2 separate regions of the Homo sapiens genome follow, and region 1 is linked to region 2. A link is a loop called in an ENCODE intact Hi-C map of the cell type or tissue named here. Cell type or tissue: spleen. All regions are shown on one strand. Each heading gives the region's core, and the rest is flanking DNA. Links, peaks and the distances in the headings are about the cores only.

Region 1 (15,991 bases), core at 6,945-11,944, 64 kb after region 2:
AGGCAAGGGGCGGGTGAGCCAGCATTATGGCCTGAGCTGTGCATCCTCTCAGATTAGGGACAGCTTTAGTGTCTCATAGGAGTCCAAACCCGATGGTGAACTGTGCCCACGAGGGATCTAGGTTGTGTGCTCCTGATGAGAATCTGGTGCCTGATGATCTGAGGTGGAACAGTTTCATCCTGAAACCACCCACTACCACCCCCAGTGGAAAAATTGTCTTCCACAAAACCAGTCCTAGGGACTGCTGTTCTAGGTGACTTCAAGGGTTTTGCCTTTATTCTAAAGCATCTGGATTAGATTATATTTGCATCTGGCAAAATCTTCCTGGATGCAGTGTGGACAGCTGTGGAAGATGCAGGGGGCAGAAGGATTGGTGAGGAAGTTAGGATATGTAGGGGGTGGCCATGGAGGCAGAGAAATGAGTGGATTTGAGGGTTCTGGGGTGCAAAATCAAGGCATTGTGATAAATTGGTTAGGGTGACAAGAGGACATTGGCAAGGGTGACTCCTAGATTTCCATGATTGGTTGGACGGTGTTGCCTTTTCCTTATCAGTGTGCTATCAACCCCACAATACATTGTCATTATTTTTGTTTAAATTGTCAGTTAGGGCTGGGCACAGTGGCTCACACCTGTAATCCCAGCACTTTGGGAGGCCGAGCCATGCAAGATCACCTGAGGTCAGGAGTTCAAGACCAGCCTGGCCAACATGGTGAAACCCCGTCTCTACTAAAAATACAAATATTAGCCAGGTGTGATGGTGTGCACCTGTAATCCCAGCTACTCGGGAGGCTGAGGCAGGAGAATCTCTTGAACCTTGGAGGCAGAGGTTGCAGTGAGCCAAGATCTAGCCACTGCACTCCAGCCTGGGCAACAAGAGCTAAACTCTGTCTCAAAAAAAAAAAATACATAAAAAAATAAATTGTCAATTAGCTTTTAGAGAGATTTAAATAATTTTTGAAAGCATTTGTATATTTGTCCACATTGTTACCATTTTCAGTGCTCTCTGTTCCCTGTGTAAGTCCGTATTTCCATACAGCATTTATGTAAATAGTACCTTTAAAATTTTTTTAAATTTCTGTCTGCTAACAATGAGTTAGTAGATACAAATATAGTAGCCTTTTTTTTCTATTTGCATTTGCTTTATTGTACTTTTTTCCTTTTTTTAAGTTTTATTTTTGGTTGACACATAATTGTACATATTTATGGGATACAGTTTGATGTTTTAGTACATGTATATATTGTGTACTGATAAAATCAGGATAATTAGTATATCTGTCACCTAAAACACGTATCATTTCTTTATGGCAGGAACATTCAAAATCCTCCCTTCTAGCTATTTTGAACTATACAATACGTTATTGTTAACTATAGTCACCCCACTGTGCAATAGAACACCAGAATGCATTCCTCCTGTCTGACTGTAACTGACCAACCTCTCCTCATACCCCCACCCCATTCCCTCCCCAGCCTCTGGTAACCACTCTCTACTTTCTACTCCTGTGAGATCAGCTTGTTTAGATTCCACAGATGAATGGGATGGTATTTGTCTTTCCACGCCTGGCTTATTTCATGTAACACAGTGTCCTCTAGGTTCATCCTGTGCTCACAGATGTCAGGATTTCATTCTTTTTTATGGTTGAATAGTACTCCATTGTTTATAGGTACCACGTTTCTTTATCCATTCATCTTTTGGCGACACTTAGGTGGATTCCATGTCTTGGCTGTTGTGAATAGTGCTGCACTCAACATGGCAGTGCACATGTGTCATGAACACTCTGATTTCATTTCCTTTGGGTATATACCCGGTAGTGGGATTGCTGGATCATAGGGTAATTCTATTTTTAATTTTTTGAGGAACCTCTGTACTGTTTTCTATAATGGCTCTACTAATTTATATTTCATTCCCACCAATAGTTCAATAAAAGAGCGGGGGGGGGGGCTCCCTTTTGTCCACATCCTCAGCAACACTCATCTTTTGTTTTGTTTTGTTTTGTTTATAATAGCCATTCTAACTGGAGTGAGGTGATATCTCATTGTGGTTTTGATTTGCATTTCTCCAGTGACTAGCGATGGTGGACATTTTTTCATATACCTGTTGGCCATTTGTATGTCTTCTTTGAGAAATGTGTATTCAGTTCTTTTGCCCATTTTTTAATCAGATTATTTGGGGTTTTTTTCCTGCTGTTGAGTTGTTTGAGTTCCTAATCTGTTTTGGATATTAACCCTTTATCAGATGTATAGTTTGCAAATATTTTCTCTCATTCTGTAGGTTGTCTCTTCACTCTGTTGATTATTTCCTTTGCAGGATAGAAGCTTTTTAGTTTGATATAATCCCATTTGTCCATTTTTGCTTTTGTTCCATGTGCTTTTGAGGCTTTATCCATAAAATATTTGCCCAGACCAAAGTCATGAAGCATTTCCCCTATGTTTTCTTCTAGTAGTTTCGTAGTTTGGGTCGTAGATTTTCAGTCTCTAATCTATTTTCCATTGATTTTTGTATCTGATGAGAGATAGGAGTCCAGCTTCATTTTTCTGCATGTGGATATCTAGGTTTTCCAGCACCATTTATGGAAGAGACCACCCTTTGCCCGGTGTGTATTCTTGGAACCTTTGTCAAAAATCATTTGGCTGTAATGTGTGGATTTATTTCTGGGCTTTCTAATTCTCTTTGTCTGTGTGTCTGTTTTTATGCCAGCTTCATGCTGTTTTGGTTATTATAGCTTTGTAGTACATTTTGAAGTCAGGTAGTGTGATATCTTCAGCTTTGTTCTTTTTGCTCAAAATTCTTTTGGCTATTTGGGGTCCTTTGTGGTTCTATACAAATGTTAGGATTTTTTTTTTCTTGTCCTGCGAAGAATTGGTATTTTGATAGGCATTGCATTGAATCTGTAGATCACAGTGGATAGTGTGGTCATTTTAACAATATTCTTCCAATCCATGAACACAAGATATCTTCCCTTTTATTTGTATCTTCTTCAATTCTTCCTCTTTTTTTTTATTTTTATTTATTTTTTTGACAGTCTCACTTTGTAACCAAAGCTGGAGTGCAGTGCCGCAATCTCAGCCCACTACAACCTCCGCCTCCCAGGTTCAAGCAATTCTCGTGCCTCAGCCTCCTGAGAAGCTGGGATTACAGGCCTGTGCCACCATGCCCAGCTAATTTTTGTATTTTTAGTAGAGACGGGGTTTCTCCATATTGGCCAGGCTGGTCTCAAACTCCTGACCTCAGGTGATCTGCCTGCCTCAGCCTCCCAAAGTGCTAGGATTACAGGCGCGTGCTACCACACCTGGTCTGCTTCAATTCTTTCATCAGTGTTTTATAGTTTTCACTCTAGAGGTCTTTCACCTCCTGAGTTAAATTAATTCCTGAGTATTTTGTTTTTTTGTAGCTATTGTAAATGGGATTCTTTTATTATTTCTATTTCGGATAGTTGTCTATTAGTGTATAGAAATGCTACTGATTTTTTATGTTGAGTTTATATCTTGTAACTTTACTGAATTTATTAGTTTTGACAGTTTCTTGATGGAGTCATTAGGGTTTTCCATATATAAGATTATGTCATCTGCAAACAGGGACAATTTAACTTCCTTGTTTCCATATTTGGATGCCTTTTATTTCTTTGTCTTGCCTGACTGCTCTGACAAGGACTTCCAGTACTACCTTGAACAGAGTAGCAACAGCAGGCATTCTTGTCTTGTTCCTGGTCTTTTTTTTCCCCTTTATTTTTATTTTTATTTTATTTTATTAGTTTTGTAGAAACTGGGTCTTGCTATGCCACCCAGGCTGGTCTCGAACTCCTGGGCTCAAGTGACCCTTCCACCTCAGCCTCCCAGAGTTCTGGGATTACAGGTGTGAGCCAATGCACCTGGCCTTGTTCCAGATCTTGAAGGGAAAGCTTCCAACTTTTCCCCATTCGATTAGCTTTGTCTTTGTTTTATTAACCCTGATTTAATTCTATGACCCTGCTAAACTCATTCTTTTTAGATCTAGGAACTTTTTCTAGATTCTTTGGTATTTCCTATGTAGAAAATCATACAGTGTGCACATAAAGACAGTTTTGCTTTTTCCTTTTCAACATGTATGCCTTTCATTTTTTTCTCTTGCCTTATTTCACCATCTGGGACCTCCAATATAGTGTTCATAGAATTAGTGAGAGTGAGCATCCTTGCCTGGCCCTTGATCATACTGGGAAAACATTTCGTATTTTACCATTAAGTCTGTTAGTGATAGGTTTACGTATATGCTCTTCATCCGATTGAGGGAATTCTTTATTATTACTGATGTTTTGCCTTTTTTTCTTTTAGCAGTAGAAGACTCAGAAAGTGGTGTTTACATGCGATTCATGAGGTCACACAAGTGTTATGACATCGTTCCAACCAGTTCAAAGCTTGTTGTCTTTGATACTACATTACAAGTAAGTGTACTCCATTTTCATGAATTTTTTGGTATTTTTTGGATGGCTACTACTTTATACAGTAATTTAAAACCAGCAATGCCAGCAAACGTTTATTGAGTCCTTTGCACTATCGGGCACTGTGCTGAGGTTTTATCTGAATTCTCAACATCTTGGCAACCTTATAAGAAATGTGCTATTACTGTCTTCTTCCTAAAGACAGGGAAGCTCAAATTATAGAGTTTAAGAACTTAAGTCAGAAAGCTTTGGCCAGGTGCAGTGGCTCACGTCTGTAATCCCAGCACTTTGGGAGGCCGAGGCTGGCAGATTACCTGAGGTTGGGAGTTGGAGACCAGCCTGGCCAACGTGATGAAACACCATCTGTACTAAAAATACAAAATTAACCGGGTGTGGTGGTGCATGCCTGTAGTCCCAGCTACTCAGGACCCTGAGACAGGAGAGTCGCTTGAACCCAGGAGGCAGAGGTTGCAGTGAGCCGAGCTTGTGCCACTGCACTCCAGCTTGGCAACAGAGTGAGACTCCATCTCAAAAAAAAAAGAAAAAGAAAGCTTAGTCCACAAGTTGTTGTGGAATTTAAGGACCTAATCCACAGAGCTAGTACAAGATGGGGTTTTGAACACAGGCCTGTCTAATGTGTGTTAGAACCTAAGCTGTTCATTATTAAACTGTATGGCCTCGCTCAGTATATCCTCATGGTCTTTCTTAGTTATTTAGTAGAACATATGATAAATTTGAAATAATATTGGTAAAAAAGAAGAAAATCACAAAAATGGGCAATCTTTTGAAAGAAGAACCTTACCGATCTCTTTTCCCAGAAAATTTGAATCTTAACATTTTGGTATTAAAATTATGCGTATTGCAACTTACTTTATATCAATGTAACTTATAATCACATACAAAAAGTCCTAAATAATATACTCAATACCGTGATCAAACTACATTCAGTGTAATCAAATGGGTGTCTACACACATATCTGTGCGTATACATTTAGTGTATTGTTTCTACATAAATATTTTCCAAGTAGGATTGTCCTCAGTCGAGTTCCTCAGAAGTAAATGCTAAACCAAGAATTCATGGGTTTATGAAGGATGCACTCCCAGGAGGAAGCATGAAGGGATCAGAGGAAGAGCAGGGCAGGGGAAGACACCCAGCAAGGGCCCTGGAAGGGCTGCCTCAGCCTGAGCCTTCGGGAGCACCAGCTGAAAGGTGCCCTGGAGTGTATCCACCCCCTCCCATAGCCCTGCCTTAGATGATCCTTCCAGGCTCTTCCTGCTCCACCAGGCCCTTTAGACCTCCCCAGGGACCCCCAGGTGTGGCCTGCTTCTGTTCCCATGCCCCACACCTGCCGTGCGTCCTCAGAGGGCTCCCCGGGCTCTTGGAGCCCCTTACCTGTATTCTGTGCCTGCCACCCAGGACTTACAGGATGACCAAAAATGACTTTGCTTTTGTTTAATTTCATTTTCCAATTGTTTCTTGTTAACGTATGGAAATACAATTGATTTTTGCAAATTGGCTTTATGTTCTTTGCTGAGTTCACTTTGGACCAGGTAACCTTCAGAGTCACTTTTAAAACCCTAAGATTCTTGATTATTTGACACAAAGAAGGAAGCATCCAAATACAATCTTATAGTAGGGAAAACAGTAGGCAGTTGTTTTAAGAGATGCGGTCTCGAGAACTGTGACTACATGTTTCAATAACAAAATAATGAGAAGTTCTGAATTCCCAAAATAAAGGAACTACTGGCTCAACCTATTTCAGCCTCACGCCCATCCCCCAGAAGGTTTACTTTTTAAAATACCAGATTTTCTGACCACCGGCATTTCTACCAACTTAAAAATAAGCGACAGTAGGCCGGGCACAGTGGCTCAAACCTGTAATTCCAGCGCTTTGGGAGGCCAAGGCGGGCAGATCACTTGAGGTTAGGAGTTCAAGACCACCCTGGCCAACATGGTGAAACCCCGTCTCTGTTAAGAATACAAAAATTAAAATTAGCCGAGTGTGGTAGAAGTCACCTGTAGTCCCAGCTACTCGGGAGGCTGAGGCGGGAGGGTCGCTTCAACCCAGGAGGCGGAGGCTGCAGTGAGCCGAGATTGTGCCACTGCACTCCAGCCTGGATGACAGAGCAAGACTCCAACAAAGCAAGACTCTCAAAAAATAATAATAACAAGTAACAGCTGATTTGACTTTTACCCAGCTTTCCATGTATTACTCATTTTGGCTAAACCCTAGAGAAAGTCAAGTGAGTAATACATGAAAAATGCAATGCCTTATGGATGTCCAAGGTGACTGATCCAGTAAATATCACTTCCGTAATTAAGAGGAGCTGTGAGCATCATCTCCGGGAAGCCGTTTATCCTGTGAGCCTCTAAGTTGAGAGGAGCTGAGATGCATTACCATGGAAATAGGGGGAGAGAGTTGTTTGGCATTGGTTAAGTCAAGGTAAAAAGATGTATTTGAAAAGGGGTGATTTGAGTATTTTCTAGACACAGGCTGCAGTAATAGCCATTGACACACCCTCAAGAGCTAAGAAAGCAAACAAAATAGCCGCGTACCCAAAACAACCTAAGAGACCAGTTAAATAAATCCTCGCATAGGCATATAATAGAATACTGCATAATGGAGAAAATGTTTGTCAAGAGTATATTCATTGATTCATTGATTAGGAAAAGAAAAAGTAAGCTGCAGAACAGTACTCAAAATGACCACGTTACTCTGAGGATACGACGTCATCAGAGCCGTAACTGCTCTAGGGACCAAGGCGAGCCACTTGCAGGGAAGCTGAAAGAGTGTGCGCAGACAGGAGTAGAACAGAGCCAATGAGAGGAGAGCAGAATGCGAGGGTGTGCCACCAGAATGAGGGGGAAGAGCAGTCTCGGGCTTGGCTTTTCTGCTTCCATCTTCGGTCTCTTGAGAGGCCGACTGGACTCCCTGCAGTTGGGTTCCATGAGATTCCCCTCGGTTTAATACTGGAATCACCCTGGGGATCCATGTAGATATGTCCTGGCCATCTCAGTCCTGATAAAGTGGAAATCAAATGTCCAACTGGGAGGTCTGCCTGCTGGGGGATGTAATCCCCACTGTCCTCAAGAGCCACACTGTGCAGTGCCAGCAGGGGCCAGCCCAGCAGGAGAAGCACCTGTAAACCAAGCCCAGCTTTTTCTCCATCAGTCAGTGGCTCATAAGGAGCTCCCCCGAGTCTGGGTGTGGATCGAGGTAGGGGAGGCACCGGTGTCAGAGCAGCTGCATCATGTACCCATGCAGTGTCCATGTACTTCACAGGCCTGGGCGAGCCCCGTCTCGGCCTGGCGAGAGAGGGTCGCTGTGCATGCTCAGCATTCGGCTTGGGGGGCCTAGTAGTTCCCTGTTCGTGATGGGGAGCTCAGGTTGCATGGTCTCCGCATCTCGTGGCTAGCTTGTTTGGTCTCTATAAGGGCCTGGTGCAGTCGGCCAGGAACTGTTTCCCAGCGGGAGAGTCATTATCTGCAGGAGAAGGCATGGTTGTTTTGGGGTTAATCTTCCCTCAAAACCCTCAATGTCTGCTCTGTAAATTTCCTTTTGGTGGAGGCTTCCTACAGCACCCCTAATATCAACCTTGCTGGGTCCTAAGGCCACACAGAAGAGCAGCCTGGACTTGCCACATGCCTGATCGTGCCCTGGGCCTCTCTGAAAACAGCTTTTAGTGTCACTCAGTACCGGTGTCAGAGTAGCACGTACACATGTGGTGCATGTTGCCTCCAAAACACCTGCCTGGTGGTTGCAGTGGCAGGTGGAGTGTGGAGTGACAACTTGAAGCTCCCATTGGAGGGGTGTCTCCAGTGTTTCAGGCCGTTCTGGGGTGTGAGACCCCCGGTTCTGCGGGGTCTGTCCCTCATGCTCTGCCCGGCACATATCTCACAGAGGCACCTAGAGCTCTGCTACTTCCTGCCTGTCTAGTCCAGCCCACACCGCTATCAGCGCATGGGCCAGTGTGGCAGTGTGCAGTGTGAAGATGGCCAGCTTCTCTGCAGACCATAATAAGGTAGAGAGCGGGGGTGCCGCAGCCTTGAGACACACGGGTGAAAGTATCCTGTTGCCAGGTAAAGCAGACTCCGTCTAGGGGTCCTTGTAGATTGGTATAGAGAAAAGGAGTATGTGTCCAGGCAGGGGCTGTGGGTCCCCCAAGATACTACATTGGGAACAGCTGCTGCAGTGACAAGTTCACTTTTCCTATTGAAGGGGCCCCTCACCTGTACATTCCTCAGGGGCTCCAGGAGGGAGTGTCCTCTGGGTATGGAATGTGCAGGTGGCACATGACAAATCCGTGCCAATGCCCCTGTCTCCCGAAGCCTGTGGATTCCTCCTGTATAGTTCACTGTGCCACAGAAGCCTGGCATCTCAGCCTCATTAAACACGGACTCAGCAGTGCCCTGCACTTCAGGCAGTCAACCAAGTGAGCGGTTAGAGCCACTGCCGGCTGCGTGCACAAAATGTTAATGAACAATTTCTCATAAGACCACTCATAGCAATCAGTCCCACCAAACTAGTGTTAAATTTCTCGTCTTTGTCCTAACGTTACTAGCACCTATTCCCATACATACTTCTTCGGTTTCTGCAGCTGTGAAATGGCAAGATCTCACAGTTTGTTTTGCATATAAGTGGTTTCCTCCCCTGCAGCATGCGGAAACCTGTCCCCAGTTACAGGTCAAGGGGTGGCAAGGGTGGGAGGGTGAGAGGCCCACGCTAGGCGTCTGCCCTAGGAAAGCCTGTCACTGGGCTTTCGAGTAAAGAAAGGTGATTCTCAGACACTGGGGAGCCAGCTGTTCCCACTGCCATGGGAGGCTCGGAGGAACTCCCGAATCTGGAATCTCAGCTTCATCTGAGTCCAGTCAGATGTCCCTCTGTCCGGTGCCAGGGTCCCACTCCTTCCAGATCCATGCCCAGCTTTCCCATCAAACCTGGTGATGCCACCAATTCCGCCTGTGCATCCACACCCCGCAGAGTTATGCTTTGTGTTTGATTTTGGAAACAGCCCTGTAGCTACAAGAAATAGACTCTCTGGGGACTGCCATAGAGGCTTGTTGGGTTCTCTGTCTGTGGGTGCAGGTCCCAGACCTGGGCTTGAGGTTTTCTCAGAGGCCCCAGCGCACTCACAGAATGCTGTCATACTGAGTCCTTTGGTCCTGGCTTCTGCCTCAGTGGCCAGTGCAGTGGCCATGTGGGCCCTGGCACACAAATGTCATCACAGGCACAGATGATGGCTTTTTTAGTCACAATGCCATGGCCTGCCCTGGATTACAGGAATCTGATTTCCCACTGACAAAGAGCTCAACACTGTGTTAAACCCATGGATGGGAAACCAATTCCAAGTCCTCTGTTCCTGGGAACCAGTCTTGGCAGTTTCTTTTTTCTTCTTCTTCTTCTTTTTTTTAAAGACAGGGTCTCATTCTGTCACCCAGGCTGAAGTGCAGTGGTACGATCTTGGCTCACTGCAACCTCTGCCTCCCAGGTTCAAGCAATTCTTGTGCCTCACCCACCTGAGTAGCTGGGATTACAGGCACCCACTACCACACCTGGCTAATTTTTTGTATTTTTAGTAGAGATGGGGTTTCACTTTGTTGGCCAGGCTGGCCTGAAACTCCTGGCCTCTTGACCTGCCCGCCTCAGCCTCCCAAAGTGCTGGGACTACAGGTGTGAGCCACCGTGCCCGGCCGTGGTGCCAGTTTCTTGATCAGTCAAGGTTCAGTCAGGAGACAGAAGCCACACCAGTTATTTGAACAGAAAAAGAACATAAGCAAATGTTAACTGGATCTAAATTAACTGGTAACTGAAAGGACAAATAAAGACCTCTAAGGCAGTGTTCTCAAAGTCTGATTCCCAGACTAGCAGCTTCAGCATCAGCTGGAACTTTTAAAAACGCAGCTCATCAGACCCAATCTGAGACCCGAATCCAAAACGGGGGGATGAGGCTCAGTGACCCATGTTTCACCATGATGCTGTGTGAGTCTGGTGTACTCCACAGTGTCGTGGAGGAGAGGGGGTCCTGGCGCGTGCCTTCTAGCTGGTGCTTATGTCTCTGGGTGGGAGTTGGGGCTTGAGGAAGCTCATTTTGCACAAAATGGGAAAACAACAAACTGTATTCAGCCGCTGCTACAGGAGGTGCCTCGGTGCCCAGGTAAGGCAGTGCCTGGGTGGAGCTCACGGGAGCTGCAGGCAGACAGGAGCCCTGCTAGCCGCTGACGGGAGGAGCAAGCCCTTCTTCCTGCTCTGGCTTTGAGTCCCTCCCTAGACTCCTGTATTGTCAGAACCTGAAATAGAGCCAGTTGGCAACACCGAAACAGGGTCTGCAAAGTCCCAGCATCACCAAGCCAAGTTAGAGGGATGGGCATGGAGCAGAGAGACAGTAACTTCATGACTGGCACAGTAGAGAGGGGGGACATCCCCTTCCCTTCCAGATAAGCCCAGGAATTCAGAGAAAGATAGGTATCAGTTAGTGTATTAGCCTGTTTTCATGCTGCCAATAAAGACATACCTGAGACTGGGTAATTTATAAAGGAAAAGAGATTTAATGGACTCACAGTTCCACGTGACTGGGGAGGCCTCACAATCATGGTGGAAGGCAAGGAGAAGCAAGTCATGTCTTATATGGATGGCGGCAAGCAGAGAGAGCTTGTGCAGGGGAACTCCTCTTTATAAAACCATCAGATCGCTGGGTGCGGTGTCTCACGCCTGTAATCCCAGCACTTTGGGAGGCCGAGGCAGGTGGATCACTTGAGGCCTGGATTTTGAGACCAGCCTGGCCAACATGGCGAAACCGTCCTCCTAAAATTACGAAAATTAGCTGGGCTTGGTGTTGGGTACCTGTGGTCCCAGCTATTTGGGAGGCTGAAGCAGGAGAATCGCTTGAACACAGAAGGCAGAGGTTACAGTGAGCCAAGATTGCACCACTTGCACACCAGCCTGGGCGACAGAGCAAGAATCTGTCTTAAAAAAAAAAAAAATCAGATCTTGTGAGACTTATTCACTATCATGAGAACAGCATGGGAAAGACTCCCCCCCATGATTCAGTTACCTCCCACTGGGTCCCTCCCATGACACGTGGGAATTATGGGAGCTTCAATTCAAGATGAGATTTGGGTGGGGACACAGCCAAACCACATCAGTTAGTGATTCCAAAAGATGACACCTCGAGAATTATGAGAGGCCCAAAAATAAATAAAACTTCATAATGGAATCCTCACACCCTAGGATTGGTGGGGGGAAGCATTAGGAATGATCCAGGCTTTTCCTCACAGTGGCAATGTAACTTCTTTTAGCAATACTCTACAAATGATAGCTTTTTTTTTTAACAAGTGTTTTATAAGAGTTTTAGATGTACAGAAACATGGCAAAGCTAGTGCAGAGAATTTACATATACCCCACACCCAGTTGAATTTTGACATCTTGCGTTAGTGTGGTCTATATTTGTCCCAGTTAATGAACCAATATTGATACATGGTTATTTGCTAAAGTCCATGCTTTCTTCAGATTTCCTTAGTTTTTGCATAATGCCGTTTTCTGTTGGAGGATCCCATCTAGGTTACCCCATCACGTCTCGTCATCATGCCTCCTTAGGTGGGACAGCTTCTCAGACAGGTACTCCCTGTGTTTGACACCTTGACGGTTTTGAGGAGTGTTGGTCAGGTATTTTCCAGAATGCCCTCTACTGAGATTTGCATGATGATTTATCATGATTAGACTGGGCATGTGGCTTTGGAGGAGAAAGACCAGAGAGAGGTAAAGTGCCCTTTTCATCATACCGTCTCCAGGGTGCTTACTGCCTGTGTGACTTACCACTCTCCATTACCTGGCTGAGGTGTGCCAGGTTTTTCCACCATGAGATGATTCTTCTTCCTCCTTTCCATGCCATAGTCCCAAGAAGGAAGTCACCACGTACAGCCCACACTTAGCCATGGGGAGTGACGCTTCACCTCCGTGAGGGCTGAGCAGCTACGTGAGTTAGTTGGGATTTTTCTGCAAGGGAGATTTGTCCCTTCTCCATCTGTTTGTTTATTCAGTCATCTATTTCAGTATGGATTTATGGATATTTATTTTTGGGTTATAATCCAGAACAACTTCATTTTGTTCTTTACATTATTCCAGGCAATGTGATTTTGAATAATGCCAACAAAAAAACAAGCAAGTATCCAAATAAGTGGCTGTTTGCCAAGCACTATTTTTTCTTTTGAGGCAGAGTCTCGCTCTGTCGCCCAGGCTGGAGTTCAGTGGCGCAATCTCGGCTCACTTGAAGCGATTCTCCCACCTCAGCCTCCCGAGAAGCTAGGATTACAGGCGGGCAACAACACGCCTAGCTAACTTTTGTATTTTTAGTAAAGGCTTGGTTTCACCGTGTTGGCCAGTCTGGTCTCGAACTCCTGACCTCAAGTGATCCACCCACCTTGAAGAATGAGTAGAGAATACAGAATGCAGAGCACATGATCAAAAGTAAAGTAAAAGGAAAGCTTGAATAGGAGGGAGCTGCCCAGGACAATCCTAGTTTAGTGTTAAAATTAAGAGGCACAAAGGGAAGGGGCGCTTGATTATTTTAAAAGCAGGAAGGAAAGAGAAGCCCCGGTCCTATTGTTCCAGGCTGATGCTGCTGATGTCAATAAAGAGAAAACAGAACTGCTCAGCTCAAACTGTACTTTGTTCATTATCAAGGAAAATGATCTTCAAAGTGGAAGAGGTAAAGTAATAGTGATTCGAGGAAACTAAAGCCCACAATAGTTGCGGAGAGCACCTGTCAGCATGAACCACATCTCATTTCTGATCCAGATGAATCACATTCTAGCATTAAAGGGAACTTACAAAGGAGATTCCTAACCTGTTCGTGATATTGGAGGAGTTGCGGAGAAGAGGTCTGATTTCGGAGGCCAGAGATAAAAGGAAAGAGCAGATAGATTTCTCAAAAAGCAGAGGCTGGGGAATGTAGTATCAATCCCAGCTGAGATTTATGAATGAATGGAATCGGTCATGAATTGACCAAAAAAAAAATTTACAGGAGATTCACCTGCCTTTCTTTTGTGGCTGTTGCGTAGACGGCCGTGCCATGACAGGCACGTCTGGATTCCAGCTAGAGTAGGCTGGCAGAGCCTGGCACGAGGTCCCAGAGGATGAGATGCAGAGCTGCAGCTTGGCAGCCAAGCAGATCAATTAATATTTAAATCTCAGTCAACACCTGGAGCAAGGTTTCTAATTGTGTTGGATGCCTCTCGTGGGCCATTTCCAAATCCATTCACATCAACTCATAGTCCAGCACTCCTCACTCTGTGCAGGGGCAGTGGGACGGCCCTCAGCCCAGGACCATCCCATGTACCCCAGCTTCCTCCGCCAGGGGAGGATAGAAGCTAGCAGCTACATGCAGTCCTAGGAAGATCCCACTGGCATCAGCATCAGTGGGCTCTGCGGCGGCAGCTCAGGAACGCGTCCTGCGCTGACTCACCCGCCCACCCGTCTCCTTCCTCCCTTCCTGTACTTCTGCTCCCTGGCATCACATTCCCAAATACACTCTGCCTTCTGGGGAGCCCCAGCTGAGAAACTGGGGGTACGCCAGAGCATTCTTGTGCCCCACGCTCTTCAGCTTTGGAACAATGACTTGAATATTGATTTCATTGATGGCATCATCTAATTTACAGATGACTTGAAACCAGGTGGGATAGCTGATAATAATCGAAACGCAGAAAGATTCCTCAGTAGGCAAAATTTATACATAGGATCACTTGATATGGCATCAAGGACAGAAGAGATGAGAGCATGTGAATATTCTAAAAAGATGAAAACGGGCTGAGAACAGGGAGGGAGAATGGCAAGCCCTGCCACACATGGGCTCGTGCTCGGGAATGTGCTGGAGCAGAGCAGACTAGTGGCTGAGAGTTTTTCAAAGCACATATTAACAATTTCTGTCAAGTGGTACCAAAAAAACTGACAATAAAGACATAGTCTCTTGCTCCTGTGCCTTACTCTTGTCATATTCCACAGAAACAACCTGTTGAGCCGTTGAACCAAACACACTGAGTCCATAAAACCTCCCAAGAAAAGATGCGTGGGAATGTATTACTTGAAATTTTATATATCACTTACGTTCAACCTGTAGACTGCTATGTCTAGAATTCTATAACAGAAATCATTTTTATTAAGAATTGTGAAGGTACTAATATCATTCCATTTCTTCTAGCTACCAGTGCTGATCGAGAGAAATTTGATGCTTTTTTAAAATCCCCAGCCTTTATATATGATTTTATTTTTCCCCTCTGAAGCTTTTGTGGCTCTCGCTTTCTACCTGGTACCCTAAAATTCCATCATCATGTGTCTTGTGGTCAGTTCATGGTGCCGGGCAGGTGACGTCCCGCTAGAACCTGACACTCCTAGTATCCAGTTCTCTGGTCCTTGCGTTGTTTCTTTTTTAGAATTTTTATTTATTTATTTATTTTAGAGATAGGGTTTCACTGTGTTACCCAGGCTGGAGTATGGTAGTGCAGTCACAGCCCACTGCAGCCCCCAGTTCCTGGGCTCAAGCGATCCTCCTGCCACAGCCTTCCAAGTAGCTGAGACTACAGGCGTGCACCACCACATTCAGTTAATTATTTTATTTTTTGTAGAGGCAGGGTTTTGCTATGTTGCCCAGCTGGGTCTTGAACCCCGAGGCTCAAGCGATCCTCAGCGCTGCGGCCTCCCGAAGCCACTGTGCCTAGCCTTCCTTGCATTCTTTCCTCAATCATTTTCTTCCCAGTGCTTGCTTTTCTCCGGAACTTCAGTGAGCAGCTCTGAGACCCCCGAGTTGATCTTTAATATTCTTTTCCCATTGTTTTTTCAATTTTTCTTTTCATTCCACTTTTTGGAAGATTTTTTTTTTCCTAACCCTTCTAGTGAGATCTGTGTAAAACTGGGACTTGTGTGACTTCAGCGTTCAAGGCCCTGTCAGATGGCTGCCCATTCATTCATAATTAAGAGTGACTGCTAACAGTTGGCATGGACATACCAAGTTCACAGGTGGGCTTCTTGCTTGGTGGGCTTCACTGAAGAGCAGTAAGCCAGCCATCTTTTTCATTGGAGGCCCCATGTTCCTATGTCTGTTTTATTTCTGGAGCAGTGCATTTCCTCCAGAAAACAGTCCTTCCATGGCAATGGTGGGCAACTGTTCTTCTGAAGTCGAAGGAGTACTGGGGCTTGGAGGGGCATGGAAGATGAGTTCAGGGAGGAGGGAGTCATGCAGCTGGCAAGGGAGGCCTGGGCCTGGACGGAGAAGAGTCTCGACGACCGTATTTCAGAAGCTGGACCCTTCTTGACGCAGTAGATATCAGCGTTAATTTTAAAAGCTTCACAGTCAACTTAATTACTGAAAATCAGAGTGAAGCTGTGTAGAAAGCAGTGAGGCATCAGAGGAACCAGCTTCCCATTCTGGGGAACACAGATGTTCTCCTTGGTATAGACTGCCAGAGTCTCTTAGAGCAGCTCGGGCCTGCTCACTATTCTAAAAACTTACCTATGAACATTTTATTTCCCATCTTTTCTTATCTAATTATCACATTTGCTTTGAAATGTGTTGAAAATCCTATTAA
Region 2 (15,991 bases), core at 6,949-11,948:
AAAGTTTGCCAATCTGTGACTAATCTGTGCCAGAGCTTCCCTTTATACTGCTAGCCAGTTGCTTGTTGGAACATCCAATGCAAAGGGGCAGATTGAGTCTCATCCCCAGAAAGGCAAGGGACAAACAGTAGTGCTTTGCCTCACTAAAGACGTGGAGTGCATTCCACTGGAGAGGGCAGTGGAATTAGTTATTTGTCCTGCCCTTAAGGAGGATCAGACTGGCCACTAAGCTGGCAAAGTGGGCCAGACGTGGTGGCTTACGCCTGTAATCCCAGCGGTCTAGGAGGCCGAGGTGGGCAGATCACTTGAGCCCAGGAGTTCGAGACCAGCCTCAACACGGCAAAACCCCATCTCTCTTAAAAATACAAAAAATTAGCTGGGCTGGTGGTGCACGCCTGTAGTCCCAGCTACTTGGGAGGCTGAGGTGGGAGAATCATCTGAGCCTGGGAGGTCGAGGCTGCAGTGAGCCATGATTTTGCCTGGGCGAGAGGACTGAGACCCTGTTTGAAAAACAAAAACAAAAAGAAAATGTTGGCCAAGTGGTAAATAATCCAGCAGAGTTAGGACTTGAAGATTATACTCCTTGCCTTCAGAGCGTTATAGAATTACACACTCTGCTTTTGGGCTGATTGAGGAGATTTGGAGTAACATAAAGTGAAGGTGGAAGGGTCTTTGTTCTTCCCCTTAACCTCCTTGAGTAAGGAAGGGCTGCACATTTGAAGTGGCACAGACAAACAGCATAAACTTGCCCTTCCCTCCCTTGCCATGATTTCCAGAGGAGGGACTTGTTCAGATTTGTGTCGTTTTTTTGTTTTGTTTTGTTTTTTAAATTTTGGAAGAGACCAGCGTTTTGCCATGTTGGCCAGGCTGGTCTTGAACTCCTGACCTCAGGTGATCCACCCACCTCAGCCTCCCAAAGATTCCCAAAGTAATCCCAAATCCAAAGGGATTACAAGTGTGAGCCACTGTGCCAAGCCCAGACTTGTGTTTTATGTATTTGTTTGTTTTTAGAGATAGATTCTCCCTCTGTCACTCATGCTGGAGTGTGATCATAGCTCACTGCAGCCTCAAACTCCTGGGCTCAAGCTATCCTGAGTAGCCTCCTAAGTAGCTGGGATTACCAGCACACACCACCATGCCCGACTAATTTTTTTTCTGTTGTTGAAGAGATAGGTTCTCCCTGTGTTGCCCAGGCTGGTCTTGAACTTCTGGGCTCAAGCCATCCTCCTTCCTTGGCCTCCCAAAGTGCTGGGAGCCACCACGCCCAGCAACAGACTTGCATTTTATGGAATGATTACTCTAGTAACAGGCTAGAGGCTGGAATTTATGCGGAAAAGACTAAACCAGAAAACCAGTAAAGTGCTGCAGTAGCCCAGTGAGAGGTGACAAAAGGCTGAATTACAGCCACAGGAGTGGAGATTCAGAGGAAGGAATTCATTATAAAAGTGCAGCCTGGATATGTGGCGTGTGGGAAGAGGACTCTAGGGGGACTCTCCAGTTTCTGGCATGAAAGGAAGGATGACAGTGTCATTAAATTAGAAAAACACTGGACGGAGAAGTAGAGCTGGGATGAAACCTCAGTTCCATCTGGGGCACATTTTCTTTCATTCCTTTGGGACATCAAATAGAAATGGCACGGACGTGGATTTAGAAGTCTGATGTGGAGAAGCAGAGGTTAGGAAAATGATTCTCTTTGTCCATTTTATTTCCCATGCCTTAAGTCAACCAAATCAAGACTCTGAACACTTTCTACCTATGTAACAGCCGGTGCGGGGAAGAAAGCAAATGTCGTTTAATTCTAATAAGGGATACTTCTTTACCAATAGAGTTGTGTGAAAATGCATTTGGGGGGCTGAACATTAAATGGTGGAAAAATTACTGTACCTATTTATGCATCCTAGACAGGCTTGTCTTGATTTGCATTTAGATGAGAATTCCTTCAGCTCAGAACCGGGACTGTCCCCTAATTCATAAGCACTTAGAAAAGCATTAACTTTAGCTGGCGAGGTATCCTTGGTACAACTGTGACACAAAACCTAATACCAGTGTTCCCTTAATGACTCAGGAGAAAGTAGCCATTGAAATGGTGGAAAAGTTTAGAACAAGCTTCCTTTGCCATCTCTTTGAGAAGGAACGCATACCCTGTTAATCAATGACCGCCCAGCCTCTCTCACCGTGCTTGAGTAAACCTGTTTCGAAGGGTTGTGTATTTTTTCCACTCTTTTGGAGGCTTCGTGCAGGACTCTAAAGCATTATTATTCTAAGTCCTGAGTAAGAATGTCAGCTGCTCATCGTAGCGTGATTACAGACAGAGGTATATTTTATTTTTTTAAAAAATGGAAATTGAAACAGGTGGTTCAATGAAAAGCTTTCTAAGGAACTACACAGATGAAATTCTAATACGATTTCTACAGCTCTGCCCGTGATTTCCTCTTCATGTGCTGAATCAAAAGCCCTTTGGGAGGCCAAGGTGGGGGGTTGGATCATATGAGGTCAGGAGTTCAAGACCAGCCTGACCAATATGGTGAAATCCCGTCTCTACCAAAAACATAAAAATTAGCCGGGTGCGGTGGCTTGTGCCTGTAGTCCCAGCTATTCAGGAGGCTGAGGCAGGAGAATTGCTTGAGGCGGAAGTTGCAGTGAGCCAAGATTGCACCACTGCACTCCAGCCTGGGTGACAGAGCAAGACTCCGTCTCAGAAAAACAAAAACAAAAACAAAAAAAGACAGTGAAAGGCCCATGGCTAGTTCTTTCACGAATTGGTCAGGCTATTCAATTATGGTGGTTCGGTCTGATTAAGCCATTACTTACTTTGCATTTGATTTTTCAAAACACATACATCTGGAGAAGTATTTGGTTCTCTCTTTTAAAAACAACATTCCTGTAAGATGAAGAAGTTCTGGAGATTGGTTACACCACAGTGTGAGCATGCTTAATGCTACTGACTGTCTACTGAAAAATGGTTAAGATGGCAAACTATGCTATGTGTATTACACCACAACTCAAACCTTTTAAAAATGACATTCCTCTGATTATAAAAGGAAAAACATAAAAAAGAAAATTAAAACTTCCTGGAATCCCGCCTCTTTGAGACAAATGGATAAATTCCGGTGTCACATTTTCGTCTAACTTTTGTTGTTCCTTTATACACAAATACAGAAATGGACAGATAACAGATGTAGACCCTGCTAGAGACTGTTCAGCAACTTAGCTTTTCACTTAATAGTATAATCAGGTCCCTGTCTTCAATTTACATGGTTTCATTGTTGGAGGAATGTCATCTTTTCAAGTCTTATTTTCATAAAATCTAGTAGACACACAGTATAAGTATTGCTTTATACAATTCAAATTATAAAGCAAACTACTGGTTCTAATATAGTAAACAACGAATGTTACATATAGCCTGGAGAGCATTTATTATATACCAAAAGCCATTGGATAGAGGTTGTATTGCTATTTGGATACAAATCGTGCAATTTCAGTAGAATGGCTCACTATGAATCAGATTCTTTTAAGAAACTAAGTATACAGTACTTTAGTACCAGGGAGACCATAAACGTTTCTGAGTCATTTGCCTGCTCAAGACTCAGCTACGGGTTTGAGAAGCTGGGAGATTGAAAGAAAGGAGATTTTCCTTCTTAAGATCTGTCCACGTTCCTGGACTTGAATCTGCCCTTTCACTTTTATTATGTCTAACAATTAAAGATTGATTTGGGGAATCTCTGAATACCAGTCTATGTGTTCACTACTCAGATCTAATAATACTAGCATTGGGATGTGGTATTAATATGGTTTATTCTTTTCCGGAATGTAGGAATGAATTGTGGAAATAACTTTTTTTGGAGACAGGGTCTCACTCTGTCACCCAGGCTGGAGTACAGTGGCATGATCATAGCTCACTGTAACCTCGAACTCCCAGCCTCAAGCAGTCCTCCCACCTCGGCCTCCCGAGTAGCTGGGACTACAGGCATGCACTACCACGCCTGGCAGAGAAATAATTTCGCATGAGCCGTGAGTGATGTGTTCAGACACAGCTAGTGGGAAAATATATACTTAATCCATTCCGAATTTTTTCTAGCGGAGCCTCCAAGAGGCTATCTATAGCCCTCCATGCTGAAATAATCAAAGACATTATCTTCAAACTAAAGCCTTTGTCTTAGCTTAAGAATGTGTGATCCTTTCTGTTCCCAAGACACACGTCTATAGATGGGGCTGTGTTTACACTCTGCCTGCCTACTTATTCAATCTTACAAATGGGCAATTAAAGGAAAATTCTGTTTCCCACCAGGCATTAACTGTATATTGCATTTAGTCTACACATTAGTTTCACACGCATCTGTCTGCCCGGTCACCATGTGTGAACCCCTGTGTTAAGATATCTGCGTGGTGTGAGAAGAAAAGCCTCAAGGTCAACACAAATACTGATCCATGCCTTTTTATAAGGTGGTAAAGCAAATACAAAGGGCTTTTAGAACCAGTAGACTCAGTGCATCGTCAGCATTTACCCTGTTAACCTGACTTAAATGGGAGTGGTGGACATGCCATGGACTCCCCTGAACAAAGCAAAGTCAATTTTCTATTTTTCTGAGAAACAGAAGCAGGAGGCAAAAAGAGCAGTAGAGCAGGAATCTATGGCCTGGATAAAACAAACACAAATTTTTTTTAAGTCTATGCAAAACAAAATCATAAAGACCCAGCTTTTTAAATAAACCGCCTAGATCCAATGTCAGAAGATGGAATTGTATTTACAAATATATTTTGTTGAGTGGCTTGGGTGCATAGAAAAAGGTCAAATTTTATTTCTGTTCAAACAGCACTGTAGCAAGTTACTATGAATCATGGTTGATTGCTCAGGCACCAGATCCCCTCACTTCTCAAGAAAGTCAGCAAAATCTTCCTGCAGCTCAACACAGTACCAGCAATACTGTACCCATCCATTATATTGCATTCCCTTCCCCTCCAATCTTACTGAATCACATTCTGACTTGACTCAGCAGATCATTGTCATCAGTAATTAGGAAATTCTTTGCCTCTTTTCCATCTTAGTCCTTTAATACAAATGGGCACCAGTCAAATAATAGAAACTGGCTTTTCGTTTGTCTACACCAGAAATAACCTGATAGAACGCTTATAATGTGTTCTGCTAGATGCTTAGTGATAGAGCTGCAGATTAGTTTAAAATCATCTTATAACATGTTCTTCATTAATGTGCTTGGGATAAGCCTATTTTTGTACTGTTTCGGCGTGTGTTCGCACCCCAATACTGAATTAGATCAGGCACATTTGGTGGCAAATAATTTTTGAAAATGTTATTTTCAGTCTTAAAATAATTTTCAATGGATTTGGCAAATGCATAAAACAACTCTTACTTTGTAGGTGCTCTGGGATCTGTGAAATACTTTTTTTTTTTTTTTTTTTGCGACAATCTTGCTCTGTCACCCAGGCTGGAGTGCAATGGCGTGATCTTGGCTTACTGCAACCTTTGCCTCCCAGGTTCAAGCGATTCTTCTGCCTCAGCCTCCTGAGTAGCTGGGATTACGGGCACGCGCCACCACGCCTGGCTAATTTTGTATTTTTAGTAGAGACGGGGTTTCACCATGTTGGTCAGGCTGTTCTCAAACTCCTGACCTCATGATCCGCCCGCCTCAGCCTCCCAAAGTGCTGGGATTACATGCATGAGCCACTGCACCCAGCCCTATTATTCTTATTTATTTATTTATTTATTTATTTATTTATTTATTTATGAGACGGACTCTTGCTCTGTCACCAGGCTGGAGTACAGTGGCGCAATCTCGGCTCACTGCAATCTCCGCCTCCCGGGTTCACGCCATTCTCCTGCCTCAGCCTCCTGAGTAGGTGGGACTACATGCGTGCGCCACCATGCCCAGCTAATTTTTGTATTTTTAGTAGAGATGGGGTTTCACTGTGTTAGCCAGGCTGGTCTCAAACTCCTGACCTCAAGTGATCCACCCGCCTTGGCCTCCCAAAGTGCTGGGATTACAGGCATGAGCCACTGCACCTGCCCTCCATCATTCTTTAAACACAATATTGTTTATGTGTCTTACTTTACAAATAAAAACAAGCATTTGACACATTTGACTTCTCAAAGTAGATGGAGCTGCTTTTTTGTCTCATCCTCACAGCCCAAAGCAGTTAGTCTCTTCTGCCTGGTGTCTAGACTATGAAGGTAGGGGCTTGGATTCAAACCCACTTGTTGATGCCTGTTATGGGCCAGCCACACACAAGTTCAGTTCATTCTCACAACAGTCCTGCAAAGAAGATATTATTATCTCTATTTTGCAAGTTAAGAACCAAGGTTTAGAAAAATAAAATCTACTGGAGATTGTATGACTAGTAAATGATTGAGATAGGATTCAAATTGAGACCTACCTTTGGAATCCATGTTCTTTTCATTTTACCAAATGGCACTCCCCACTCCCAAACCAACAACAGCATTTATTGCCACCTAGCCTGAGCCAAGACCTATACCAGGCACACAGTGGACATTGGCACGAGGCTTAGAGACTGACACACAGAACAGTCCAGCAGTGAGTCAGTGGCATAGCTGGGACTCAGAGCCAGAACTACCGAGAGAGGAAAGGTGCAAGCTTTGAGCCCAACCTATGTCTTCTTCCATAGGCGATGTTTGCTGTCTTCATTTTATATACACTATGGTCACACAATTTGACTTTGAGAATATTCTTCAAAATCTTAATTAAAATCAGTTAACAGCTGATGAATAACCACCCCCCCTTTTTTTTTTTGAGATGGAGTCTCACTGTGTCGCCCAGGCTGGAGTGCAGTGGCACAATCTCAGCTCATTGCAACCTCCGCCTCCCAGGTTCAAGCCATCCTCCTGTCTCAGCCTCCCCAGTAACTGGGATTCCAGGCGCCTGCCACCATGCCCAGCTAATTTTTGTATTTTTAGTAGAGATGGGGTTTCACCATGTTGGCCAGGCTGGTCTCGAACTCCTGACCTCAAGTGATCCACCTGCTTCGGCCTCCCAAAGTGCTGGAATTACAGGCGTGAGCCACCGAGCCTGGCCTAAATATGCTTTTGAGGTTTTACCTTTGCACTTTTGAATTCCACGATGTTACTTGAATCAAACTACTGATCCAATACAATCAAGTTACCTTTCATTCTTAAATCAGGAAACAACAACATCAAAAGAGAAAACACATTTTTTATTTATTTACACATGCTACCTAAGACATTGGCATCCCTCTACCTGCATCCTAATAAATGGATTCAATCCTTCAAAGGTTTATGTTTAGCTAAATATATTGTTGGATTAAGATATTTGCATATGGAATAAATCCTGGGGTTTGTTGTTGTTATTGTTTTGAGATGCAGTCTTGCTCTGTTGCCCAGGCTTGAGGGCAATGGCGCAGTCTTGGCTCACTGTAACCTCCACCTCCTGGATTCAAGCGATTCTTCTGCCTCAGCCTCCCGAGTAGCTGGGATTACAGGTGCACACCACCATGTGCAGCTAATGTTTGTATTATTAGTAGAGATGGGGTTTCACCATGTTGGCCAGGCTCATCTTGAACTCCTGACCTCAGGTGATTCGCCCAACCTCAACCTCCCAAATTGCTGGGATCACAGGCATAAGCCACCATGCCCGGCCAAATTCTGGGTTTTCTTATTGTCGTGAAACGTAGTTTGTATTGTCATCCTTTTAAAATTGTTGGTTATTTCCAGTTTTTCGTGACTCATTCATTAGATAACAAATTTATAGTTATCAATGGCTATGATAAATGAATATGTACTTATAATTTTTAAAACTTAACTACAATAAAGCACAATATAGTGCTACTCAGGTTTCAGGTTTAAAAAAATTAGACTGAGTTTTTGTTTACTGATAAAAATTCCAGGGTTTCAAACAGCTGTATTGCTGTTAATGAAATTTACAAATTAAGTTTGCCTGTTTGACTTTTACCATGTCACAGAGAAATAACTAAATGAATTTTCACCAGATTTGGGTAGTATGTTTGAGATGGCCTGACTCAAAGTGTAGGCTATGTGGGGTGTGATAATAATTTACTGAGCTCTTACTAAGTGCTGGCACTCTTATAAGTGCTGTCTGTGTAATTAACTCACATATTCCTTACCGCTCTATGAGGTAGGTGCTGCTACGATCCCATTTTACAGATGAGGAAACTGAGGCACGAGCAGCTTCATGGATGTTTCACAGCACACAGGGCCCTGTGTTTAGATGAGTCCCATCCTTGATTTGATGCTCTATTGTCATAGTCTGGAAATTCCCAATTTTTGAACAAGGGACCTCTCATTTTCTTTTTGCTCTGGATCTGGCAAATTATGTAGCCAGTCCTGGAGCAATTTAATAAATTGCTCAAGCCAGGGTTAAGCCCAGGTAGTATGTCCAGAATCCATACTCCTTACCATTGCTAAACTACCCTTGGAAACTGAGTTTTAGTCCTAGAGAGGCTGCCAAGCCACCAAGCAGCTGTGGGCTTCTTGCCCAGGGTGCTACTTCACACACAGGTGATTCTGCATGGGCTGTGTTAGGGTCCAGCAGCAGAGAGATTAAGGAGGGCTCACGATTCTTAGGAGCGATCAGCTCATATCTAATAGGCTATTTTGAAGAGGAAAATGGAAAAAGCAATGCCGCACAGAGTACTTTTGGGCCAAATACCTTTGAATGGCAGTGTAGGGCTGTCCAGAGATGGCGTACCCTTTCATTTCTCTGATGTGGTGTCCTTCAAGAATACAAAACTATTGCTGTTTCTTTCTGAAAGAATACCCAAGAAATAACAAGTAAAAAAATAAAAATATAATGACTTGTTCACATATTTCCCGAGTAATACTTGTCATTTGAGTCCCTCTCCTCAGGTTAAATTTGGGAATATTTCATTTTCAAGAGTGAATTCAACAACAACGTATCCCAGCCGGGCATGGTGGCTCATGTCTGTAATCCCAGCACTTTGAGAGGCCAAGGTGGGTGGATTACTTGAGGCCAGGATTTCGAGACCAGCCTGGCCAACATGGCAAAACCCCGTTGCTACTAAAAATACAAAAATTAGCCAGGCGTGGTGGCACATGCCTGTAGCCCCAGCTACTTGGGAAGCTGGGGCATGAGAACAGCTCGAATCCAGGAGATGGAGGTTGCAGCAAGCCAAGATCACACCACTGCACCCCAGCCTGGGCCATAGAGCGAGACTCTGTCTCAAAAAAGAAAAACCCAGCATATCCTGAGCTACTTTGACATTTCTCCTCCTCCTCTACTTTGTCTCCCTTTACTGTCTCTGGCACTTTCTCCAATATCAGACTGAGCATAGTAAAAGCACAGGAGAAAAATGACAAAAAGGAAGGTGAACTATAGTACACTATATGGTTTGGCTCAGGTATCAGTAGTATTTGCATAGTCGTAATAAGTTGAAACCTTGAATATTGACATAGCAAAAGAATTCATAACTATATGGACAGTGGGAGGAAGGGTTTGGGGGCAAGGTGCATTTGTGAGAGGTAGTCTTGATAGGCATAGAGAAAAAATAGAAATGACTAACATCAGTGAGCCATATGAGTTAAGGAGGGGAAGCTAGCAATGCTGTGATTGTGTCTGGGGTGCAAGAAGACTGCAGCACAGAAGGCGGGCCAGGGGATGGCTTGCTGCAAGCCTCGTCCTCATCCTTCACCATGGGACATCCTGTAGACACGTTTCTTTGAAGACAAAGTTAAATGGAAGAAAGGCTTTCCTGGTTGGCATATCTATGATCAGCCAATGAACACTGTATGACTATTTCAAAAGGATGGGTTTGTCTGTCCAAAAACAGATAAAGAAAACCCCAGCATCTATAAAACACAAAGAAATTATCCTCATTTTGAAAACACCATGATTTAAAACATCTAAAATAATTATGATAATTTTTAAACAAGTAAAATTATATTGCATATAAGGGTATTTATCAACTTAAGTAGGGTTCAGTCTCTTTTGAGGAATAGAAATTTGACAGATTTCTGTCATTATGAGTATATGAAAGGATTGGGCTTATCTGCAGCGAGACGTGTACCAAGTCTGTAAGATTTTTGTTCGTTTTGAGATGGAGTCTCGCTCTGTCACTCAGGCTAGAGTGCAGTGACACAATCTCAGCTCACTGCAACCTCCAGCTCCAGGGTTCAAGTGATTCTCCTGCCTCAGCCTCCCAAGTAGCTGGGATTACAGGCATCCGTCACCATGCTTGGCTAATTTTTGTATTTCTAGTAGAGACTTGGTTTCACCATGCTGGCCAGGCTGATCTCAAACCCCTAACCTCAGGTGATCGGCCCGCCTCAGACTCACAAAGTGCTGGAATTAGAGGCATGAGCCACTGCACCCAGCCCCAAGTCTGTAACATGTTAAAAAAGAATTTTCAACCCATTCCTGTTTGCTTCTCTGTTGCATTTCCAACCCATGATTTGGATTCTAGTAGCCTGAGGTTATCCAGGTTGTCGTATCGGTGGGTGAGAATAACTAAATTATGTACATTTTGTTAATTATCCAGTACTCATAAGGACAAATTTTTTCCTGTTTTCGATCTAAAGGGGACTGAAGCTATATTAATCAGCACTAGAATAGTCTAAAACCCCTTGCACTTTAAAATATGTATGTGGTATTTAGGCAAAAAGCTAACGTATTTTTTTTTAACAAGCAAATTTAATGATAATTTTTTCACACTGAAAACACTACTAATGATGTGGTTGAGATAAAGGGAACAGGACCTCTTGGTTTATAGAAGGTAGTAGAAATTTGGATTATAGCTGTACTAGGCTCTGCTATGATGATTAAAGTTTTTTCTGTTGATACCTCACACAATTCTAGGGCATTAAGTTCAGAGAAAAGGAGGAAAGGGATATTTCCTTTAACTTTCATTAGCGCCTGAGTTATTTCTGAGCTTGAGGTCTTGCTGTACGGCAGTTCAGTAGTTATCAAATCAGTTGGTCTCAGGACCCCTGTGTACTCATAATTATTGAGACCCAAACAAGCCGGGTGTGGTGGCTTCCATCTGTAATCCTGACACTCTGGGAGGCTGAGGCGGGCAGATCGCTTGAGCCCAGGAGTTCAAGCCCAGCCTGGACAACGTGGTGAAACCCCATCACTACAGAAAAATTAGCCAGGTGTGGTGGCTCACATCTGTAGTCCCAGCCACTCATGAGAAGGACCACTTGAGCCTGGGGGTGAAGAGGTTGCAGTGAGCCCGATCATGCCATTGTACTCTAGCCTGGGTGACCCCATCTCAAAAAGAAAAAAGAGACCCAATGGGCTTTTTTGGATATTGGGTTCCATCTACTAATATTTACCATATTGTGTGCCTGCTTTGACAGCACATATACTAAAACTGGGATGATACAGAGAAGATTAGCAAAACAAGAAAAGAAAAAAGAAAAAGAATTTACCATATTATAAATTAAAACTTTTTAAATATTAATTTATCTGAAAAGATCAGTAATAAACTCATTACATATTAGCATAAATCCATCTTTGTGAAAAAGAACTCCTTTTACATTGCTGCAAAGCTTTTTCATGTCTGGGTTAGAAGAATTCGGTGGAATTCTCAGATCTGCTTCAGCACCCGGTCTGTTGCCATATGTTGTTTTGGTTGAAGCACATGAAGAAAATCGAGCCTCAGACAGATAGGCGGTTGGAAAAAAAGAGAGGAGTGTATTGGTTTACCTCTTCAGATAATTGTGGATAGCCTTCTTGACAAGTGGTGGGGTTTTTTAAATATTTAACTGCTAAATAAAAATCGTATATAATTATGGGGTACACTGTGATGCTGTGATATGTGTATACAATACAGAATGATTAAACCGAGCTAATTAACGTATCTGTCACCTCACATACCTATCATTTCTTTGTGAGAACACTTAAAATCTACACTTAGCAGTCTTTATTATTAACTGTAGTCACAGTGCTGTGCGATACATCAGAACTTATTTCTCCCATGAAACTGAAACTTTGTACACTTTGGCCAGCCTCCTGCCTTTCCCCATCCAACCCCAGCCCCAGTCTCTGGAACCTCCATTCTACTCGCTGCCTTTATGAGTTTCACTGTTTATAATCTACAAGTGAGCTCATGCAGTACTTGTCTTTCCGTGCTTGGCTTATTTCACTTAGCCTGATGTCATCTGTGACAACATGGATGAACCCAGAGGACAAGTGGTAGTTTCTTGAAGGTTAGCCGCAGTGTGTAATCTGACACCATATCATTGAACTTTTCGGAGCCTACTTACCTAGAGTCTATTATGTTAGAATCTGTCCATCTATCTTGCATTTTTGGTTTTTTGTTTGTTTTTAGGTGGAGTCTCGCCCTGTTGCCTAGGCTGGAGTGCAGTGGCGCAATCTCAGCTCACTGCAACCTCCACCTCCCGGGTTCAAGAGATTCTCCTACCTCAGCCTCTCGAACAGCTGGGATTACAGGCACTCGCCACCAAGCCCAGCTAATTTTTGTATTTTTAGTAGAGACGGGGTTTCACTATGTTGGCCAGGATGGTCTCGAACTGCTGACCTCAAGTGATCTGCCCACCTTGGCCTCCCAAAGTGCTGGGATTACAGGCATGAGCCACCGTGCCCAGCCCTATCTTGTATTTCGAATGGATCTTTCACCCATGCATGATTTTATAATACCATGCATTAGTCATCTGGAAAATATTGGCTCACTGACTAATGCAGATCTTCCAAATAGGAACACATTTTGTTACACAATAACTAAAAAGCATTTCTTAATAACACCACTAATCTCCCCAGAGAAATCTCTAAGTATGGGGAAATTGTCAAGCTCATCGTGGCAGACACAAGGTTTCCAAAATTCTAATTTTTGCTTGAAAACTCAAACTTTATCATTGACAACAAATATGTCAGTTGTTTTCCTTGCAGTGACAGGCTCAGTTTATTCATTTTGAAAAAAAACTGTCTACCAAATACCCAGGTCCAAATAACTACAATTTTTCAGGGTTTTAAAAGCAGCTCAATTGCACATGTTTTCCTCAAGAACATCATCATAATTTGCAACGGAAAAGTTATATGTGCACCTCTCATTTCATCACACAGAATATTAAAAAGACACATACTCAAGAGCTGAGATTTGACAAAATGAATAAATGTATGGCATTATCAAAGACCTTCTTAAGTGACACTGGCCTTCTCCCCTGGAGTAGGAGGTTGTCACAGTTTGCCACTGCCTTGTTGATGTGAATTAAGGCACCAGAATTTGCCACGGTGCTGACATTGATGGGGAAAAGCAATGGTGGGTAAAAAGCAAATGACGCCTTAGTGTTGGCACAAAAAGTTTCCACCTGTAGACTCCCTGAAAAGGTTTCATGGACCCTCAGGAGTCCTCTGGCCAGTTTTCAAACTGCTAGTATAGCGTGTCAGCATATGTCACTGTTGTCAAGCATTACTGTCATCCACAGATCTTTAGGAACACAGCGACAGGAACTGCTGAGTTTGGTAGGATTTAGGACCATAACCCCTTCCCCTGCTCTGGTTCCAATCTTAACATGCAAACCATTCCCTAGAGGTAAAGTTTGCGTAATTGCCCACTTCTCAGCAGAAAAATCATTAACCATTACCATTTTTCTTCTAAATTTTTTTTTTTTTTGAGACTGGGTTTCGCTATCACCCAGGCCCACTTCTCAGCAGGAAAATAGTCAACCATTACCATTTTTCTCTTAAACTTTTTTGTTGAGACAGGCTCTCTCACTCTGTCACTCAGGCTGGAGTGCAGTGATGTGATCACAGCTCACTGCAGCCTCCACCTCCCAGGCAATCCTCCCGCCTCAGGCTCCTGAGTAGCTGGGACTATAGGCGCGTGCCACCGTGTCCGGCTAATTTTCTTTTTAATTTTTGCTGTTTAAAAAGAAAATAGAAATACCAAGTAGTCATTACGCTTTGCAACACATACAGGGGTGTGTGTCGGGGAGGTGAGGGGGACATTTCCTCCAGATATGTAGAATTAGATACCTGCATATCCCTTTAAAAAGCACTGTATGAGTCCATTCTCTCATTGCTATAAATACCTGAGACTGGGTAATTTATAAAGGAAAGAGGTTTAATTGGCTCACAGTTCTGCAGGCTGTACAGGAAGCATGATGCTGGTATCCGCTCGGCTTCTCTGGAGGCTTCAGTAAAATTATAATCATGGCAGAAGGTGAAGGGGCCGCACATACCTCACGTGGCGGGAGCAGGAGCAAGAAGGAGGGGAGGCACTGCATGCTTTTGAACAACCAGCTCTCATGAAAATTCACTGACTATCACGAGGACAGCACTGAGGGGATTGTGCTAAACCATTCATGAGAAACCGCCCCCATGATCCAATCACCTCCTACCAGCCCCACATCCAACACTGGAGATTACAATTGGGCATGAGATTTGGGTGGGGACACAGATCCAAACCATATCAAGCACAACCAACATGACAAAAGTTGGTACACACTAATTTTTCACCATATTACTTGCAACTTAAAAATGCAGTCTTGGCCAGGCACGGTGGTTCACACCTGTAATCCCAGCACTTTGGGAGGCCAAGGTGAGAGGATCACTTGAGATCAGGAGTTCAAGACCAGCCTGGACAACATGGTGAAACTCCATCTCTGCTAAACATACACAACTTAGCCAGGTGTGGTGGTAGGTGCCTGCAATCCCAGCTACTCAGGAGGCTGAGGCAGGAGAATCGTTTGAACCTGGGAGGTGGAGGTTGCAGTGAGCCAAGATCACACCACTGCACTCCAACCTCGGCAACAGAATGAGACTCCGTCTCAAATAAAATAAAATAAAATAAAATAAAATAATCATTCCTTCCCTCAGGTCTAACTTAGTACAGACACTGGCTACTTGCTCTTCGGGTGAAGGGAAATTTGAGCACATTTAGTGACAAGAACATTCCTTTAACTCATATCCCATATGAATGACTACGTCTTTCGGTCAAGAGGCATCCGAAGATGTACACTCTATTTCTTTATTATGTAGTCTCTGATCATAAAAAGGAAAAAAAAAAAATCCTGGTCCTCTCTCACATACCTGATTTTTCCCCTTTCTTTCTGTTTTTTAAAGAGACGGGGGTCTCACTATGTTGCCTTGGGTTAAAACTCCTGGGTTCCAGCCATCCTCCTGCCTCACCCTCCCACGTAGCTGGGACTACAGACATGGACCACTGCACCCAGCCCTCTATTACATTTCATTTTAAAGTAAACTATTATTTTACAGTACTTGACTCATAATTGATTTCATGACCCATGAGTGGGTCACAGTTTACAGTTTTAAAAACACTGGTTTAGATTTTCATTCCCTAAAGCCTGGTTTCTCAGCTTCCAATTATAGCAAATGCCTTTGTGTTGCAGCTACTAGGGCTGCTTGTTAAATCGATGTCTCTTCCCTTTCACCCTTTGAGAAGACACCGGCCCCTCCTAGCAATGTCTCCGTGCTTTTCCCGGGTGCCCCAGCCCTTCATGCTGACTCCGCTTGTTCTCACACACCAGTTTTCCCAAAGCAGGGGGCATGAGGACCACGGTGGGATGCAAGATGCTTTCAGGCGGTACAAGGATGAACGTTTTCATAGCGACATTTTTGTATATCATGGAAAAATATATCTGAAACAGCAAAACCTATGATTTCATGGAATTGTTGCCTAAGGGAAGACTTGGGGGTTTAAGTCAATTTAAATAACTGTGTAGGTTGTATGGGGATATGATAGAATGACACCTGTCCAAAGTTTGGGAGGCATAGCTGATGAATCAAAAATCTCTGTCATTCTTCCTCAGCATGATCCACACCACCCACCCCTCCTCTCCGCCAAATGACACTGGAAGCTACTCTAGTTACACACCAAAGGTACTTTTTTGGACAGCCTTGTAATAGCTGAAGTTTAACAGATTGATTGCAGCATTCCCCCTTTATTACCTCACACAGGCCCATTCAATCCCTGTTCCCTGACATTCCCAATCTCTTTCCTATTTACTTCCTAATCCACAAAGTCGAAACTGTTCTTATCTCTG

Evidence for each region. A loop is a pair of places that touch in the nucleus more often than their neighbours do. Peaks named below come from ENCODE experiments on the same cell type or tissue, not always from the same donor. Only the 100,000 strongest peaks of a DNase experiment are listed, where the experiment ranks them.
Region 1: a loop joins it to region 2, with 6 times the contacts of the local background. A loop is called at or near these places in 1 of 110 quality-filtered maps.

The regions. Positions count from the first base shown.
Region 1 is chr7:151,583,770-151,599,760 of GRCh38, reverse strand. It overlaps PRKAG2 (protein kinase AMP-activated non-catalytic subunit gamma 2), which reads left to right. Exons shown (of 16, transcript NM_016203.4): 6 at 4,307-4,416. Among named protein-coding and RNA genes, the nearest start is that of RHEB, 72 kb to the right of the region's middle. RefSeq lists an enhancer at 7,166-7,666. In spleen, for the core only: no CTCF peak of the experiment used is centred there; DNase peaks (open chromatin) are centred at 8,280 and 9,140; H3K27ac peaks cover 1,274 bases.
Region 2 is chr7:151,647,910-151,663,900 of GRCh38, reverse strand. The region is part of intron 4 of PRKAG2 (protein kinase AMP-activated non-catalytic subunit gamma 2); the gene reads left to right. Among named protein-coding and RNA genes, the nearest start is that of RHEB, 140 kb to the right of the region's middle. In spleen, for the core only: no CTCF peak of the experiment used is centred there; no DNase peak of the experiment used is centred there.